2 separate regions of the Homo sapiens genome follow, and region 1 is linked to region 2. A link is a loop called in an ENCODE intact Hi-C map of the cell type or tissue named here. Cell type or tissue: ovary. All regions are shown on one strand. Each heading gives the region's core, and the rest is flanking DNA. Links, peaks and the distances in the headings are about the cores only.

Region 1 (9,175 bases), core at 1,176-9,175, 68 kb after region 2:
TCTCCAGCCTGGGCAACAGAGCAAAACTCCATCTCAAAAAAAAAAAAAAAAAAAACTTGTGTGGCATCTCCTTGCTCCTGCTCTTGCCAGGTGATATGCTGGCTCCATCACCTTTTGCTATGAGGCCCTCACCAAAAGCTGAGCAGATGTTGGCACCATGTTTATCAGATAGCCTGTGAACCATAAGCCAGTTAAACCTCTTTTATTTATACCCAGCCTTGAGTATTCCTTTATAGCAATGCAAGAATGGACTAACATGGAGTGGGAGAGGGAACATTTGTAAAGAAAAAAAAATTTTACGCTTGTTTTAATGTTGCTACTGCCGAAGGCAATGGATAACAGTTGGGGTAAACAATAAAAAGCAAAAAATCTTAAAAGGAAAATCTGATGGACATATCTGTAGAAGCCTTGAAATGTTCCAACAAATTCCTGGGAATGTAGAAAGCCATTGGCCTGTGTAGGGTTGTGTACATGCTTGGGAAAGTTCTGAGAAGGCCCCAAGCTTTTCACCTCTGGCTGACCTTGAAACCTTGAAACGCTGCACAAGCAGGAAGGGAAGGCTAAGGTAGAGTTGTAAATTGTCTGAGTGTTAAAGGTGTGCCTCATCAGGCACACAGAGTGCCATTTGGCAAAGACTAGAAGATTTTGTTGTTGTTCCAGTTTAAGGAAATGTCTCTCCAATCATTAGCTAACCACTAAAATTAGAGAACAGAGACTTCAGTGGCCAAACATGACAAAGAACACAGATATTACAGAAATAGTTCAGAAAAGTCTGTTTTTTAAAAAGCAACTACAGGCCAGGTGCAGTAGCTCACACCTGTAATTCCAACAATTTGGGAGGATGAGGTGGGAGGACTGCTTGAGCCCAGAAGTTCAAGACCAGCCTGAGCAACATAGTAAAACCTAATCCCTTAAAAAATAGTAATAAAATAGGCCGGGCGTGTTGGCTCATGCCTGTAATCCCAGCACTTTGGGAGGCCGAGGCGGGTGGATCACGAGGTCAGGAGATCGAGACCATCCTGGCTAACATGGTGAACCCCGTCTCTACTAAAAAATACAAAAAATTAGCTGGACGTGGTGGCGGGCGCCTGTAGTCCCAGCTACTCGGGAAGCTGAGGCAGGAGAATGGTGTGAACCCGGGAGGCGGAGCTTGCAGTGAGCCGAGATCGCGCCATTGCACTCCAGCCTGGGCAACAAAGCAAGACTCCATCTCAATAATAATAATAATAATAATAATAATAATAATAAAATAAAATTAGCTGAGCTTGGTAGTGCACACCTGTAGTCCCAGCTACTCAGAAGGCTGAGGCAGGAGGATCCCTTAAGCCTGGGAGTTAGAGGCTGCAGTGGGCCACAATCATGCCACTGTACAGTGGCCTGGGCAACAGAGCAAGATCATGTCTCAAATAATAATAAAAATAAATAAATAAAAATAATAAAATAAAAAGCAACTATAACAAGCAATAATAACAACAAATCCTTATGAGTGGGGAGAATCTGTTTCTAGGGTTGCTACATTATGATACTTTATTTTTTATTGTATTTTTTTTTTTTGAGACAGAGTCTCCCTCTGTCCCCCAGGCTGGAGTGCAGTGGCATGATCTCGGCTCACTGCAACCTCTGCCTCCTGGGTTCAAGCGATTCCCCTGCCTCAGCCTCCCCAGTAGCTGGGACTACAGGCACCCGCCACCACGCCTGGCTAATTTTTGTATTTTTAGTAGAGATGGGGGTTTCACCATATTGGTCAGGCTGGTCTCGAACTCCTGACCTCAGGTGATCTGCCTGACTTGGCCTCCCAAAGTGCTGAGATTACAGGCGTGAGCCACCGTTCCCTGCTACATTATGATACTTTAAATGGCCAGTTTTCAGGCCAGGCACGGTGGCTCACACCTGTAATCTCAGCACTTTGGGAGGCCAAGGCAGGTGGATCACCTGAGGTCAGGAGTTTGAGACCAGCCCAGCCAACATGGTTAAACCCCGTCTCTGCTAAAAATCCAAAAATTAGACAGGCATGGTGGTGCACACCTGTAATCCCAGCTACTGGGGAGGCTGAGTCAGGAAAATCGCTTGAACCTGGGAGTCAGAGGTTGCAGTGAGCCAAGATCATGCCGCTGCACTCAAGCCCGGGTGATAGAGTGAGACTCCATCTCAAAAAAAATAAAAAATAAAAAATGGCCAGTTTTCAACAAAAAAGTTATAAGGCATGCAAAGAAAAAAAACTATGGCCTATACAATGGAGGACAAACAAGCAGTCAAGAGAAACTGTTCAGGGGTAGGATGGCGGGGGCAGATTTGGACTTACTAGGCAAACACTTTAAATCAGCTACTTTAAATATGTTCGAAGTGCTAAAGGAAACCATTCCTAAATAACTAAAGGAAATTGAGAGAATAATGTCTCACCAAATAGGGCATATCACTAAAGAGACAAACATTATTAAAAGAAACCAAATAGAAATTATAGGGTTGAAGGGCCAGGCGCAATGGCTCACACCTGTAATCCCAGCACTTTGGGAGGCCAAGGCAGGCGGATCACGAGGTCAAGAGATCAAGAACATCCTGGCCAACAAGGTGAAACCCCGTCTCTACTAAAAATACAAAAATTAGCCGGGGATGGGGTGTGCACCTGTAGAGCCAGCTACTCGGGAGGCTGAGGCAGCAGAATCGCTTGAACCCAGGAGGCAGAGGTTGCAATGAGCTGAGATCACACTACTGCACTCCAGCCTGGCAACAGAGAGAGACTCCGTCTCAAAAAAGAAATTCTAGGGTTGAAAAGTACAATAACCAAAGTGAAAAATGTACTAGAGGGGGCTCTGTAGCAGAATAATGATTCAGTGAACTTGAACATAGCTCAACTTTGATTATCCAGCCTGAGAAACATGAAAACAAAAAGAATGAAGAAGAATGAATACAGCCTCAGAGACCTATGGATCTGGGAGTCCCAGAAGGAAAGAAAGGGGCAGAAAGAATATTTGAAGAAATAATGGTTGAAAACTTCCAAAACTTGATGATTTGAACATAAATCCACACATCCAAGAAGCCAAATGAACTCCAAATAGGCTCCAGGGGCCGGGCCAAGTGACTCACTGCTGTCATCCCAGGACTTTGGGAGGCTGAGGAGGGTGTATTACTTGAGACCAAGAGCTCAAGACCAGCCTGGCCAACATAGCAAAACCCTGTCTCATAAAAAACAACAATAAGAAGGCTGGACATGGTGGCTCACACCTGTATTTCCAGCACTTTGGGAGGCCAAGATGGGAGGATCGCTTGAGCCCAGGAGTTTGAGACCAGCCTGGGCAACAAAGTAACACCTGCGTCTCTAAAAATAAAAATGAAAATAAAAACACTTTTAAAATAGGATAAAATGGGCCAGGTGGCTGGGCTTGGTGGCTGATGCCTGTAATCCCAGCACTTTGGGAGGCCAAAGTGGGTGGATTATGAGGTTAGGAGTTTGAAACCAGCCTGGCCAAGATGGTGAAACCCTGTCTCTACTAAAAATGCAAAAATTAGCCTGGCGCGGTGGTAGGCACCTGTAGTCCCAGCTACTTGGGAGGCTGAGGCAGGAGAATCGCTTGAACCTGGGAGGCGGAGGTTGCAGTGAGCCGAGATCGTGCCATTGCATTCTAGTGTGGGCGACAGAGCGAGACTCCATCTCAAAAAAAAAGAAAAGAAAGAAAGAAAACCACAGACCAATATCCTTTATGAATATGGTCACAAAAATCATCAACGAAATACTAGCAAACCAAATCCAACAGCATGTAAAAAGGATTATACATGGTGACCAACTGGGAATTATCCCAGGAATGCAAGGTTGGTTCAACATACTAAAATCAACCAATGACTGGGCATGGTGGCTCATCCCAGCAATTTGAGAAGCTGAGACAGGAGGATCACCTGAGGCCAGAAATTCTAGACCAGCCAGGTCAACATAGTGAGACTCCATCTCTACCAAAAAATTTAAAAATTATCTGGGTACAGTGGCATGTGCTTGTGGTCTCAGCTCCTTGGGATGCTGAGGTGGGAGGACTGTTTGAGCCCAGGAGGTTGAGGCTGCAGTGAGCTATGATGGCACCATTGCACTCCAACCTGGGCAATGGAGCAAGACTCTGTCTCTAAAAACAAATAAATGTTACATACCATATTAATAGAATAAAAGGGAAAAAAAACACATGATCATGTCAGTTGAGAAAAAGCTTTTGACAAAATACCACTCATGATTAAAAAAAAAAAAACACTCCACAAACTAGAAATAGAAAGGAAGAAAGGAACTTCCTCATCCCAATAAAGGGCAGCTACAAAAATCCCACAAAATGTGATAGTTTAAAATATGTCCATAAATTCTTTCACATTCCTTTAAAACGTGGAGCCTTATTTGCCTCACTTGAGTATGAGCTGGACTTGGTGACTCACACCCAGGAAATAGAATAAGGCAGGCTAGTTGTGGTGGCTCATGCTTGTAATCCCAGCACTTTGGGAGGCCGAGGCAGGTGGATCACCTGAGGTCAGGAGTTCAGGACCAGCCTGGCCAACATGGTGAAACCCTGTTTCTACAAAAAATACAAAAATTAGCTGGGCATGGTGGTGCACACCTGTAATGCCAGCTACTCAGGAGGCTAAGGCAAGACAATTGCTTGAACCTGAGAGGCACAGGCTGCAGTAAGCCGAGATTGCGCCACTGCACTCCAGCCTAGGTGACAGAGACTCTGTCTCAAAAAATAAAAAAATAGAATAAAGTAGAATTGATGATATGTGAGGTAAGAGACTACTTCATAAGAGGAACTGTTTCTTATTTGCTCTCTCTTCATCTAGGGAACGATAGCCTCAATGTCATAAGCAGCCACCTATGAAGAGGCCCATGTAGCAAGGAATTGAGGCCTCCAGCCAAGGGCAGGTGAGTGCCCCATTTTGGTAGCACAACCTCTGGCCCCAGTCCAACCTTCAGGTGACTGCAGCCCCAGCCAAAATCTTGTTTGCAACCTCGTGAGACGCCCTGAGCCAGGCCCACCCAGCTGAGCCCCTCCAAGTTTGTTGTTTGAAGTTTTGGTGTAATTGGTTTCACAGCAATAGAAAGCATTACACAAAGTGTCTTTCTAACCTGAAGACTCAGAAGGTCTTGGGTTTCCTGTGGGTAATTGTTCTGGAAACCAAGGCAACAGGACCTAGGGCCAACTAATTTCTCCCAGTTACTAGCCGTATGACCTCATGGAGAGGACTTCACCTCTCTGTGCCTCTGCTTCCCTACCTGTGAAATGGAGATATAACTAACAACTACCTTCACAGGGTTCCCATTGTCCTTCCTCCTACCTGGAAACTGACACTCTCTCAACCAGGGTCTCCATCACCGCCTGGTTCTCTGTCCCCCTCTTTCCAGTTCTCTGTCCCCACCCAGCCCCTGTGTCTGTTCCTTCTCTCTCTGGGTCTCTATCCCCCTCCTCTATTTCTGGTCTTCTGTCTCACCCTGATTCAGCTCTGTCCCCCAAATCTCAGAGTCTCTGACTTATTTTTCCTGAGTCTCTGCCTTTCTACTCTTTAGGTCTCTGTCTTCTTTTTTTTTTTTTTTTTTTGAGATAGAGTCTCACTCTGTCACCAGGCTGGAGTGCAGTGGCACGATCTCGGCTCTCTGCAACCTCCACCTCCCGAGTTCAAGCGATTCTCCTGCCTCAGCCTCCCGAGTAGCTGGGATTACAGGCATGTGCCCCCCTCTGTCTCTGGGTCTCTGTCCTCCTCTCTCTCTGGGTCTCTGTCCTCCTCTCTCTTGGTCTCTGTCCCCCACTCTCTGGGTCTCTGTCCCCCTCTCCCTGGTCTCCCTTCCCCTCTCTCTGGGTCTCTGTTCCCCTCTCTCTCTCTGGGTCTCTGTCTCCCTCTCTCTCTGGGTCTCTGTGTCCTTCTCTCTGCCTGTCCCCGCCTTCTCTCTGGATGCAGCTCAGGTGCTGGGTGCTGGTTCCAGCTCCTGCTGCCCCCCTCACCTCTCCAGCAGGCACCCCAAGGTCATTACTTTTTCCATTTCACAGAGAAGGAACTTGAAGCCCGTTAGAGGCCGACACTCCCCTGCAGCCCCACAGCGAGCTGGCAGCTGTGTCAGACCTTGATCCTGGCTGCCTGGGGTACTTTCTCAGGCTTCACGATCCAGTGGGGGATGTGACTCAGAAATAGCTCTGGTGGGAGGCAAACGGCTGCAAGTGCTGCCTGAGGGACACTCCCCAAGACAGGGCGGAGAGCTCTTCTGTCTGAGGGAGGAGATGTCTCCCAGACATCCTTCCCAGCCCAGACTCTTTGCCCTGTTCTCTGCAGCTCCTCCTCCTTCCCTGGACCCTCGCCCAGGCTCCCCTCTGGCCTCCCTGCCTCAGTCTCTCCCCTCCAAACATCCCCCACTCAGCCCAAGGGAGTCTTGGGGAGAGAAAGCCCTTTTGCATTAGTGACAAAAGCAGCAGCCTTCTTGTCTTGGTCCTGCTTCTTACAACCCCTCCAACCTTGACCTTGTGGAGGTTACTACACCACTGTCTACCTTAGTTGTTTCTTTTTTTTTTTTGAGACGGAGTTTTGCTCTTGTTGCCCAGGCTGGAGTGCAATGGCACGATTTCGGTTCACTGCAACCTCTGCCTCCCAGGTTCAAGCGATTCTTCTGCCTCAGCCTCCCACATAGCTGGGATTACAGGCATGTGCCACCACGTCCGGCTAATTGTATATTTTTAGTAGAGATGGGGTTTCTCCATGTTGATCAGCCTGGTCTGGAATTACCGACCTCAGGTGATCTGCCTGCCTCAGCCTCCCAAAGTGCTGGGATTACAGGCATGAGCCACGAAGCCCGGCCTCAAATATTTTTTTAAAAAATTAGCTGGGTGAAGCCGGGAGCGGTGGCTCATGCCTGTAATCCCAGCAGTTTGGGAGGCTGAGGCAGGCAGATGACAAGGTCAAGAGATCAAGACCATCCTGGCCAACATGGTGAAACCCCGTCTCTACTAAAAATACAAAAATTAGCCGGGCGTGGTGGCACACACCTGTAGTCCCAGCTACTCGGGAGGCTGAGGCAGAAGAATGGCTTGAACCTGGGAGGTGGAGGTTGCAGTGAGCTGAGATCACACCACTGCACTGCAGCCTGGCAACAGAGCGAGACTCCATTTCCAAAAAAAAAAAAAAAAAATTACCTGGGTGTGTGGCATGTGCCTGTAGTTACAGCTACTCGGGAGGCTGAGGTGGGAGGATCACCTGGGCCTGGGGAGGCCAAGGCTACAGTGAGCCAAGATTGTGCCTGGACTGTCATGCTGTCACTCCAGCCTGGGCAACAGAACAAGACCCAGTCTCAAAAAAAAAAAAAAACCGAAAGAAAGAAAAAAATTTGTTTAGCTGGGCACGGTGGTGTACACCTGCAGTCCCAGCTACTTGGGAGGTCAAGGTGGAAAGATCGCTTAAGCCCAAGGGTTTGAGGTTGCAGTGAGCTATTATCATGCCAGTGCACTCCAGCCTGGGCAATAGAGTGAGACCCTGTCTCAAAAAAATAAAATAAAATAAAAAGAAAGAAAAAGAGAGGCCAGGTGCGGTGGTTCATGCCCGTAATCCTAGCACTTTGGGAGGCTGAGGTGGGCGGTCATCTGAGGTCAGGAGTTCGAGACCAGCCTGGCCAACATGGTGAAACCCCATCTCTACTAAAAATACAAAAATTAGTCAGGTGTGGTGGCGCTCTTGTAATCCCAGCTACTTGGAAGGCTGAGGTGGGAGAATCACTTGAACCCAAGAGGTGGAGTTTGCAGTGAGCCAAGATCGCACCACTGTACTCCAGCCTGGCTACAGAGTGAGACTCCATCTCAAAAAATAAAGAAAGGAAAAGAGATATTTGTTAAAAAGAATAAATGTGGCTGGGCATGGTGTTGCACTCCTGTAATCCCAGCACTTTGGGAGGCTGAGGCCCAAAAATTGCTTGAGTTTAAGACCAGATTGCACAACATTGTGAGACCCTGTCTCTACAAAAATTATTATTATTGTTATTATTTTTTTTTTGACAGACTCTCGCTGTGTCGCCCAGGCTGGAGTGCAGTGGCGTGATCTCGGCTCACTGCAACCTCCGCCTCCCGGGTTCAAGCAATTCTCCTGCCTCAGCCTCCACAGTAGCTGGGACTACAGGCGCCCACCACCACAGGCACACACCATCAGGCCCAGCTAATTTTTGTATTTTTAGTAGAGACGGGGTTTCACCATATTGGCCAGACTGGTCTCGAACTCCTGACCTCATGATCCACCCGCCTCGGCCTCCCAAAGTGCTGAGATTATAGGTCACTGCGCCTGGCCTACAAAAAATTTTTTTTTAATCAGCCAGGTGTGTGCCTGTGGTCCCAGCTACTCAGAAGGCTGAGATGGGAGGATCCTTTGAACCCAGGAGTTCGAGGCTGCAGTGAGTTGTGATTGTGCCACTGCACTCCAGCCTGGGAGACAGAGCAAGACCCTGCCTTAAAAATAAATAAACAAAAGCTGGGCGTGGTGGCTCACGCCTGTAATCTCAGCACTTTGGGAGGCCGAGGTGGGCAGATCACCTGAGGTCCGGAGTTCGAGACCAGCCTGACCAACATGGAGAAACCCTGTTTCTACTAAAAATACAAAATTAGCTGGGTGTGGTGGCACATGCCTGTAGTCCCAGCTACTCGGGAGGCTGAGGCAGGAGAATGGCTTGAACCCGGCCGGGAAGCAGAGGTTGCTGTGAGCCAAGATCACGCCATTGCACTCCAGCCTGGGCAACAAGAGCGAAACTCTGTCTCAATAAATAAATAAATAAATAAAATTTAAAAATAAAGGAACGAATGTATGCATCTCCGTTTTACAGATGAGGAAACCAGGGCTCCCTGAACATAGAAAGTGCTAGTGAATCTTATCAGCATCATTAAGATCATGGCTATTGTTAATGTGGTTCTCAGTATCTGGTAGAGCCTGTTTTAGGCCTGGCCCAGGGGAAGCCAGGTGGGGGGTGAGGATCAGAGGTGCAGTGAGTTAAAGGACCCATTTGTAACCCTCTATACTTTTGCCAGAAATTCCCTAAGTCCCCCTAAATCTTGCTCATCTCTCAGTTTTGCCCCAGATTCTTAGCTGACTCCCCTCAGAGAACTCCTACTCACTCACTAAGGTCCAGTTGCAAGACATCCTCCTCCAGGAAGCTTTCCCTGGTACCCCCCAGCCTGGCTTGAGGGGCCTT
Region 2 (10,303 bases), core at 1-8,000:
AAGTTGTTGAGTGGGGGAGGAGAGGAGACTACAGGGGCAGGGACCCCACTCGGGCCACCCTCCTGAGAGCCAGGGGAACTGGCGCAGGGTTTAGGTTGGCATTTGTGTTGCCGTTTGAAGCCATCATGTTGTTGGACTTGTCAAGGGGTTGGGGAGACAGTGGAGTGGGGCGCCTGCATTCTAGGAGGTCTGGACAGAGTTAGGGTGGCACTGCCAGGTTTGGGTGTTGGAGAGGAGGGAGCAAGGAATCTGGGCTCGAACCCACATGGTTTATTGGGAGCCGGATAGGCAGGATGCAGAGTGAAGGAGGAGCCGAGGCTGGGTGCCAGTGAGGGAGGGCTAGCAGGAAGGGGACAGCGAGGTCACAGGCCCTCTGGGAGCTTAAGGGAGGGAGGAGGGGATGAAGCGAGGTGGGGACGCATCCCGGAGCTCGCCCTCTCATGTCCTGCAGGAGGTGGACATCTATACCGTCAAGGTGGAAGACCTGACCTTCACCTCCCCGTTCTGCCTGCAAGTGAAGCGGAATGACTACGTGCACGCCCTGGTGGCCTACTTCAACATCGAGTTCACACGCTGCCACAAGAGGACCGGCTTCTCCACCAGTGAGGCGGGGCCCACAGGGCTGGGGGCCGTTCCCGAGCCAGGGCGGAGGCGCACCCACGTAGTGGAGGGGGTGACAGAAACGGGCAGAAGGAACCATGGGGACACGCGTGTTCCAGTGTGAGCTCTGCCATGTAGCAGTCACGTGGCCTTGGGCAAGTGACCTGAGTGTGCAGTGCCTCAGTTTCCTCATCCACAAAAGGCTGACACGGTCCCTGTCTCCAAAGCTCAATGACAGGGAGGTGACTCGCGGATAGCAGTCCCATCAGCTGTCATGGGGGTGGGCATTCCGACAGAGGGAACGCAAGGGTGGGGTTGGGGGGGGCAGCAGGCCGAGGCCGGCTGACCCGCCCGCGCCCCCAGGCCCCGAGTCCCCGTACACGCACTGGAAGCAGACGGTGTTCTACATGGAGGACTACCTGACCGTGAAGACGGGCGAGGAGATCTTCGGCACCATCGGCATGCGGCCCAACGCCAAGAACAACGTGAGGCTCCGGGCAGCTGGGTGGGAGGGTGGCAGCTAGGGCGGGGAGTGTAGATTGGGGGGGGAGTGGTGGGGGAGGAATGGTGGCAGCGGGGGTAGGGGATGGGGGCAGCCGGGGTGGGGGATGGGGGCAGCTGGCGGGGGCGAGCACCTCTGCCTATTCCCGGGTCCCCAAGCCCCTCAGCCCCATGCCTGTCTACACAGCAGGATTGCTTGAGCATTCACCGGAAGTTATGGGCCTGGGGACCCAGGCTGAAACCCTGCCCTCCTGGTGCTTCCACTCTAGACAAGGGGGTCAGTGACATGGTGATGCCAGTTGGAGGTGACCTCTGTCAGGCTGGGAGCAGGGCAGACAGGTGTTGGTGTAGGTGGGCTCCAGGGCAAGAGGCAGCCCCCAGTAGAGTGCACGGGGTTTTCTAGCCCAGCTGGGAGGCATGAGAGGAGAAAGGCAGCTTTTTGTTTTCTGCTCCCCTTTCTTTTTCCTCCTGAGCACTTGGCAGGAGCTGCCATCACCTGAGATCAGGGGGCTTCCGGGGGAGCTGGGGGGGCTTCTCGGAGACAGGGTCTGGGCAGAGATCCAGTGTGGTGGGTCTGAGCAGGCAGGAGGATGGAAGGCTTGGAGCCTGGAGTCGCCGGGAGTGGTCTGGGTTGGAAAAGTGGGTCCCGGCCGATGGGTGCGAGGGTGGGTGGCACTCAGGGTAGTCATGGAATGTGGACCCTGGGACACCCACGAGCCTGTGACAGCAGCAGTTGTCAACTGGGCAGTTTTACTGCCCCCTCCGCTCCCCGCCCCCCCCCAGGACGTTTGCCACCGTCTGTGGAAACATTTGTGGTTGTCACTCCGGAGAAGGGGTGGTCCTGGCATCTGGTAGGTAGGGGCCAGGGGGCTGGTAAATGTCCTGCAGCCACAGGACCACCCCCTACAAAGACTCATGCAGCCCCCGGGACCACGGCACTAGCTGGGAAACGGATACTGGAGAGGGAGGAGGAGTCCTCGGGCGTTGGTGACTTTGTCTCATCTTCATGTGCTGGAGGGTATGGGGGGAGGAGAGGAAGTGGAGACAGCAGGCTGGACCATTGTGTTTCACTGGAACGTTTGCCTGAGGAGGAAGTGGGCTTGGGAGAGGTTTTCTTTTTTATGAAAGAAGCAATCACTGCATTGCTGATGGGAATCATCCTGATGGAGAAATCCAAGGGCAAGGGACAGCAGCTGGGCTCTACTCCTGAGTGAGTCTAGTGGGCTTGGGGGTGTCCATGTGGTGCTGTCCCTTGGCAGGGTCAGGGCAGCTGCTAGGGTGGGACCAGCAGTTGGGGTCTGCAGCGTGGAGATGGGCAGGAAGCTGGAGCCCGGCTCATCGTCGCATAGCCTGCCTGCACCCGCCCCCCGCCACCACCTCCTGGTGGGTTCCGCCCTCATGCCCCACCTCTCCCTGCAGCGGGACCTGGACTTCACCATCGACCTGGACTTCAAGGGCCAGCTGTGCGAGCTGTCCTGCTCCACCGACTACCGGATGCGCTGAGGCCCGGCTCTCCCGCCCTGCACGAGCCCAGGGGCTGAGCGTTCCTAGGCGGTTTCGGGGCTCCCCCTTCCTCTCCCTCCCTCCCGCAGAAGGGGGTTTTAGGGGCCTGGGCTGGGGGGATGGGGAGGGCACATCGTGACTGTGTTTTTCATAACTTATGTTTTTATATGGTTGCATTTACGCCAATAAATCCTCAGCTGGGGTCTGGCTTTGTTTCCTGGGGGCAAAGGAGGTTTGGGGTTCCTTTCGCAGGTACTGCAGTGCCAGCCTCAGCAGTGGGGGGACCGGCCTTGGCACCTGCTGGTGGCTGCCATTCTGTGGATCTGCGTCTCCCGTCCCCCGTCTCTAGGCCTCTTGCTCCCCTTCCTTGGTTCCTTCTCGGGGTCCCTGTCCTCCACAGCTGTCTCTCAGGGTCTTTGTCCAACTCTTTTCATCCCTCTCCTGGGTCTGCGCCCCTCCCCTCTGCGGTACCCGTGTCCTGCCTAGTAGGGGATGGGGGTGGCTTTCCAGCACAGCCAGCCCTCAAGTTTCCCAGAACAGTCTCCCCACCTCCCCCCAACACTCGACATTGTTCCTCTCTGGCTGTTTTTTCCTGTTCGGGTCCCTTCAAGGCCCAACTGTGCCCAGCCCTCTGCAGCTGGGGACACTGAGTGGGTTGGGGGTGTATGTTTGCAAGGATAGAATTTCTCATGGGGGAGTGGCCCTGCTTCCTCCCCTAGAATGGCTTGGGGCTTAGGGCTGGGGACTTGCCCTCCATGGAGGTCAGTGGGAGTTGCAGCTGTAAGGTGGCAGGGCCTACCCATCTTACAGAGGTGAAGACGAGGTCCCTCTGCCTCTGCTGCAGACATGGCGTCTGCACCCACCCTTCCACCCTCAGGGCCTGGCCACGGGGTCCTGGGTCCCCCACAATACTGTGCACTCGACCTGGTTGACCCAGGACACCCTCCTCGTTGAACAGCCCTGGCTACACCTGCTTCAGTGCAACTGGAGCCCTCACCGGCGAGTGCCTGACACCTCGGCCTTTTCTCTTCCGGAGGGGCGCTCCTCAGTGTGTTTGGGGTCTCCCTCGCTCCACGCCCTCCAGGGGGCCGCATGTGCACTTGCCCTGCATTGCCTGGCCCCCGAGGTTCCAGGGTCCCAACTGTCTACTAACCGGCTTCCCGACAGGGTGAGGGTGAGGTCGCATCTACAACCAGAGCCAGCGCTTCCCCGCCGCCACCCCTTTTCTTGGAATCCCGCTGCTTAGCTACCTGCGGGTGTCATTGGCCCCGCCCCATTTCCCCACGCTTTGAAGGGGGCGAGTCTCCACAGACCTCCTAGGGGGATAGACAGCAGCTGGTGTGACCCCACACACCCAGTGAGGTCTCTGGAGCCGCGGTGCGGGAAGCGGGGACCCGGGTTTGAATCCTGCCCCTCTGGTGTGGTGCGGCCTCTTCCCACAGACTTTTGGCCTCAGTGTTCCCCGCCTGGGAAGTGGGGACTGGCCCTGGTACCTGGCTCCAGAGCTGCACCCAGAGGCGATCAGCCCGGTGCGGGAACGGGGCGGGGTGGCCGCAACTACGGGCCACGGATCCTGACCCGCCCTGCCCACGATGACTATCCACATCCTCATCCTGCTGTTGCTCCTCGCCTTCTCCGCCCAAGGGGACCTGGACACTGCAGCCAGGTGAGAAACCCGGGTGGCAGCAGGGACAGGGCGGGAGGGAGACCGTAAAGGGCGAGCGCCCTCTCCCGGCCGCGGAACGGGCAGGTGATCTGTAAGCCTCCCCGCTGGTCTTGGAGTGCTTGGGTGCCCACCTCCATCACGCTCCATCTCTCAATTCGGTTTGAACCCGGTTTTCTCCCACGCTCCCTCTCCAGGCGAGGCCAGCACCAGGTCCCCCAGCACCGCGGGCACGTCTGCTACCTGGGCGTATGCCGGACCCACCGCCTGGCGGAGATCATATACTGGATTCGCTGTCTCCACCAAGGAGCCCTCGGGGAAGGCCAGCCACGAGCCCCAGGACCCCTACAGCTATGGGCGCCGCCGGTGGCGCGAGGCGGAAGCCCGGCTCGGTTCCCAGGATTCCGGCCTGCAGCGAGGGGGCTAGCGCAGTGCCCAGCTCGCTGGGTGACCTCGGGCACGGCTCGTCCCCTCCTCGGCTTCAGTTTGCCTATCTGTATGTTGGAGCTTCTACTCCACATTTCTTCTCCCCTAACTCCAGCCCCTGAAACCGTCTTCCCCAGTCCCTCCCCGGGCTGCGACTAGGTTGGACCTAGAAGCACACGGGACCAGGCTGGGCGAAGAACACTGACGCCCAGAGCCGAATAAACAAGAGTTCCGTGTTTCAGTCTCTGCTTCTCTGTACCTATTTCGACCTCTCAGTCGAGGCTGGGTCTCTAATATACCTTTCTCTATTAGCCATGCTGCTTCTCCCTCACGGAAGTCCCACTGTCTACCTTGAATCCAACCCGCTGTGGCGCCTTTCTTGCCAACTCAATCCATGCACCTTCCGTGGGTGGTTTTGGCGGGCCGTCCTGACCCCCAAACATCCCTCCTCCCTCCCTGGCGTGAAAGGGCTGAGATTTGCTCCGGCACCCTACGCGCCTGACGTTATAATGCACCTGGGGTGGGCTGCGACCTCCCAGCTGAGCCTTGTTCCTCGAAGAGACAGGAGACTAAGAGACAATGAGCTGAGTGAGGAGCCCAGGAACCCGGGTTCCGAACAGCTGCGTAGAATGCGAGCGGCCAAATGGTGGAGAATCTGGCCGGGTAAAAGGAGACGGAGGACTGGGGATCGAACGGATGTAGGGGATTGGACGCCGTGGCTCGAAGGGGGCGGGGATAGAACGCGGGGATTGGAAGGAGGCGGGGATAAAACCCGGGACCTGAATACCCGGCTAGGGACACGAGAGAGAGGAATCGGGGTTTCTGGGTGACGGTGATCTCGGGGTGGGCAGGACTCCAAAGGCCCGTCGACCCGGTGGTGGACTCCTTGCACTGGGATTGGACATATGCAAGCGGGAGATTTGGGGCCGGCGCTCAAAATCGGGGGGCGGGGGTGGACTCGGGTTTGGACCCCAGGATCCGATCAGCGGACCCTTGATTCAACGTGGTAAGTACTGGACCCCAGGGGCTCGGGCTCCGGCGGGGCCTGGAGTCCTGTGTCTAGGGTTGGGCGTGCAAGCCTCTCCATCACTTGTCCTCGACGCTCGCCTCCGCTCACAGCCTCAGCATCCCAGGCTGCGAGGCATGCGCAGTGGGTGCTTCCTTCCCCATTCCCTCCAGCACGGGCGGGGGGAGGGGACGCTGAGCGGATGAATTTATAGACACCATCCCCCTCGCCTTGGCATGAAAAGCGGCAATGGGGTGGACAGCGTCAATGTCTAACAGGTGTTTGTTTCATATGGGTCTAAAACTAATGCTTTTCTCAAGACCCCGCAACTCAGCCTGGACCAGTTTCCCTCCTCCACCCACCCCCGAATCTTGAGAATCCTGTACTGGGGGGAGGGCACTGCCCCCGCACCATGTTCTTGGGAGAGCAGGTAAAGGGGTTAACGCGAGCTATCCCTCTGGCCTCTCTATGCGTTCCCAGAGGTCCCGAATTGACGTCCTTCCCTCAAAACCTCCGGGTCTACAAACCAGGACCCTCAAGACCCTTCAGGTGCTTAGAGAAGGATGAGCTAGGTTATGTAGTCCTGGGTCGGCGCAAAAAGGCAGCTGAAAGCGTGAGATCCCGGGTCTGAGGGAGGAGGGGCTGGGGCCTGGGCTTCTGGGTCTGAGGGAGGAGGGGCTGGGGGCCTGGACTCCTGGATCTGAGAGAGGAGGGGCTGGGGCCTGGGCTTCTGGGTCTGAGGGAGGAGGGGCTGGGGGCCTGGACTCCTGGATCTGAGAGAGGAGGGACTGGGGCCTGGACTCCTGGGTATGAAGGAGGAGGAGGGGCTGGGGGCCTGGACTCCTGAGTCTGAGGGCGGAGGGGCTGGGGTCCTGAAGTATGACTCTGCCCGACTCAGGGCTCCAGCGTGACATGGCTGAAGCGCACCAGGCCGTGGGCTTCCGACCCTCGCTGACCTCGGACGGGGCTGAAGTGGAACTCAGTGCCCCTGTGCTGCAGGAGATCTACCTCTCTGGCCTGCGCTCCTGGAAAAGGCATCTCTCACGTTTCTGGGTGAGGAGCGGTGCTGGTCGGTTTCCTTCCGGGGATCCAGGTTTCTGCTTCCGGGATGTCTGAGGCTCACTTCCGGCATTTCAGCTGGTTCATTTCTGGGAGACTATCACCCCTTTTTCTTAGAATTTTGATGTCTGCTCCCAGGACCCCTTTAGCAATTTCTCCGTGGCTCACTTCTGGGATCCACAGCCCCACCTGCTGAGAACCTCTGCTCACTTCTTTCACCCAAGAGGGGAACTGGGCCCCCCAAAAACTACCCACTTCCAGTTTCTAGAACTCCATATCCTTCCCTTATGGTGAAATTATCATTTCTTCCTTTCATCTCCAGCTTCTTTTGTAGTTGTTGTTTCTGAGACACAGTCTCACTCTGTCGCCCAGGCTGGAGTGCAGTGGCGGGATCTCAGCTCACTGCAACCTCCGCCTCCTGGGTTCAAGCAATTCCCTGCCTCAGCCTCCCAGGTAGCCGGGATTATTGGCGCACGCCACCATGCCTGGCTTATTTATTTATTTATTTATGAGACAGAGTCTCACTCTGTTGCCCAGACTGGAATGCAGTGGGGTGATCTTGGCTCACTGCAACCACCTCCCAGGTTCAAGCGATTCTCCTGCCTCAGCCTCCCGAGTAGCTGGGATTACAGGCATGGATTATACGCCCAGCTAATTTTTGTATTTTTAGTAGAGACGGGGTTTCAACATGTTGGCCAGGCTAATCTCGATCTCCTGACCTCAAGTGATCTGCCTCCCAAAGCGCTTGGGTTACAGGAATGAGCCACCGCGCCCGGCCCAAACTCCTGCTCTGTCCCTGTTCTGGAATGCGCATGCCCAATGTGTAACCAGCACCCATGTCTGTCCCAGGGTTTCTGGTTCTAGAACTCTTGCACTGTCTCCATACAGGGACTCCCTGCTTGTCACATCCTCTGTGTGTGAACTGGGGTCTGGAACACCTGTGGGGTCATGATTGAGTTTGAATCCTGACTCCACCGCTTAGTAGCTGTGTCATCTTGGGCAAGCACCTCTCTTGGAGTCGCAGTTTCCCCTCGTGGAAAACATGGGTGTTGACAGCACCTCCCTCACAGGATAGCCTTGAAGACTAAATTAATTCTTCTATGTCCTGGCCCATGGCGAGGTCTGAGTGTTAGCTTCTGATATTGTTCTTCATTCATTCACCATATATTTATGGGGCATCCGGTAAGGGCCTGGCCCTCTTTAGCATGGAGAACACAGCAGATATCAACAGACAGAATCACGCCTGGGCACTGCGGGCTCACGGCTTTAATCCCAGCACTTTGGGAGGCTGAGGCAGGAGGATCACTTGAGCCCAGGACTTGGACACCAGCCTGGACAACATAGGGAGACCCCATCTCTATTAAAAAAATAAAGACAGGTCGGGCACGGTGGCTCATGCCTGTAATCCCAACACTTTGGGAGGCTGAGACGGACGGATCATGAGGTCAGGAGATCGAGACCCTTCTGGCTAACACGGTGAAACCCCGTTTCTACTAAAAATACACACACACACAAATTAGCCTGGTGTGGTAGTGGGTGCCTGTAGTTCCAATTACTCAGGAGGCTGAGGCAGGAGAATGGCGTGAATCCGGGAGGCGGAGCTTGCAGTGAGCCAAGATGGCGCCACTGCACTCCAGCCTGGGCGACAGAGCGAGACTCCGTCTCAAAAAAAAATAAAATAAAATAAAAAATAAATAAATAAATAAATAAATAAATAAATAAATAATAAAGACAGAATCCTGCTTTTATAGAGTTCTCATTCGAGTTGGGGGAGAAGGCAATAAAACAGATGAGCAAAACAGAAGGCAATAAAACAGATGAGCAAAATATAGGGTATGGTGACATTCTATAGTGTCATCTGATATTGATGGTGACACATGCTATGGTGAATGATAAATCGGGTAGAGAAGAGTGATGTGGGGGTGTTGCAGTTAAATAAGGGGGTGGCAGGCCAGGTGCGGTGGCTCACGCCTGTAATCCCAGCACTTTGGGAAGCCAAGGCAGACAGATCACGAAGTCAGGAGTTCAAGACCAGCCTGGCCAATATAGTGAAACCCCATCTCTACTAAAAATACAAAAATTAGCCGGGTGTGGTGGCAGGCACCTGTAATCACAGCTACCTGGGAGGCTGAGGCAGAAGAATCACTTGAATCCAGGAGGCAGAGATTGCAGTGAGCCAAGATTGCGCCACTGCACTCCAGCCTGGGTGACAGAGCAAGACTCCGTTTCAAAAAAAAAAAAAAAAAAGGGGGTGGGAGCCGGCGGCCAGGAGGATCTCCTGAAGCTGGGATGCTTCAGCAGGCTAAACTGAACCTCTGTGGTCTTGTTGGTTGTATAATCTGTTCCAGTTGGCAAACAGCCACTGCCTTGAACTCCGAATCCCTCTCCCGCCCTTACCCTGGGACTCCTTGGGCCTCAGGCCAGTCTACCAACTAAAGTGTTAACATGTGACCATCCTTGGCCAGGCATGGTGGCTCACGCCTCTAATCCCAGCACTTTGGGAGGCCGAGGCGGGCAGATCACGAGGTCAGGAGATCAAGACCATCCTAGCTAACACAGTGAAACTCCGTCTCTACTAAACATACAAAAAAATTAGCTGGGCGTGGTGGCAGTCACCTGTAGTCCCAGCTACTTGGGAGGCTGAGGCAGGAGAATGGCGTGAACCCAGGAGGCGGAGCTTGCAGTGAGCCGAGATCGTGCCACTGCACTCCAGCCTGGGCAACAAAGCGAGACTCCGTCTCAAAAAAAAACAAACATGTGGCCATCCTTTTCGTGTGTTTAAATACATACATACATAGATACATACATATTTATAGACCTATAAATATATACATGCACACACATATATATGATAACATTACATGGAGAAAAATGCACAATTTTTTTTTTTTTTTTTTTTTTGAGACGGAGTTTTGTTCTTGTTGCCCAGGCTGGATTGCAATGGCATGATCTTGGCTCACTCCAATTTCCGCCTCATGGGTTCAAGCTATTCTCCTTCCTCAGCTTCCCAAGTAGCTGAGATTACAGGTGCCTGCCACCAGGCCCGGCTAATTTTTTGTATTTTTAGTATAGACAGGGTTTCACCATGTTGGCCAGGATGATCTCGAACTCCTGATCTCAGGTGATCCACCCGCCTTGGCCTCTCAGAGTGCTGGGACTACAGGCATGATCCACTGCACCTGGCCTTTTTTTTTTTTTTTTTTTTTGACATGGAGTCAGTCTGTTGCCAGGCTGGAGTGCAGTGGCGTGATCTCGACTTACTGCAACCTCTGCCTCCTGGGTTCAAGTGATTCTCCTGCCTCAGCCTCCAAGTAGCTAGGACTACAGGCGTGTGCCACCACGCCAAGCTAATTTTGTATTTTTAGTAGAGACGGGGTTTCACCATGTTGGCCAGGATGGTCTCGATCTCTTGACCTCGTGATCCGCCCACCTTGGCCTCCCAAAGCACTGGGATTACACGCATAAGCCATTGCCCCTGGCCTTTTTTTTGAGACAGCGTCTCACTCTGTTGCTGTTGCCCAGGCTGGAGTGCAATAGCAGGATCT

Evidence for each region. Peaks named below come from ENCODE experiments on the same cell type or tissue, not always from the same donor. Only the 100,000 strongest peaks of a DNase experiment are listed, where the experiment ranks them.
Region 1: a loop joins it to region 2, with 7 times the contacts of the local background. A loop is called at or near these places in 21 of 110 quality-filtered maps.

What each region holds. Positions count from the first base shown.
Region 1 is chr19:49,752,349-49,761,523 of GRCh38, forward strand. All of the region lies in intron 2 of TSKS (testis specific serine kinase substrate), which reads right to left. LOC105372434 (a long non-coding RNA gene) reads left to right here. Exons shown (of 3, transcript XR_936019.3): 3 at 4,807-5,531. Among named protein-coding and RNA genes, the nearest start is that of TSKS, 6.4 kb to the right of the region's middle. RefSeq lists a silencer at 8,133-8,350 and an enhancer at 9,119-9,175. In ovary, for the core only: no CTCF peak of the experiment used is centred there; no DNase peak of the experiment used is centred there.
Region 2 is chr19:49,685,642-49,695,944 of GRCh38, forward strand. PRMT1 (protein arginine methyltransferase 1) reads left to right here. Exons shown (of 11, transcript NM_001536.6): 9 at 452-602; 10 at 964-1,085; 11 at 2,521-2,806. The coding sequence ends at 2,604. It overlaps ADM5 (adrenomedullin 5 (putative)), which reads left to right and starts at 3,953. Exons shown (of 2, transcript NM_001101340.2): 1 at 3,953-4,270; 2 at 4,465-4,934. The coding sequence starts at 4,197. The coding sequence ends at 4,852. It overlaps CPT1C (carnitine palmitoyltransferase 1C), which reads left to right and starts at 5,475. Exons shown (of 20, transcript NM_001199753.2): 1 at 5,475-5,699; 2 at 6,180-6,248; 3 at 6,598-6,752. The coding sequence starts at 6,612. RefSeq lists enhancers at 1,552-2,293, 2,294-3,034 and a silencer at 4,343-4,412. In ovary, for the core only: a CTCF peak has its summit at 4,397; DNase peaks (open chromatin) are centred at 4,310, 5,420 and 5,840; H3K4me3 peaks cover 2,684 bases; H3K27ac peaks cover 533 bases.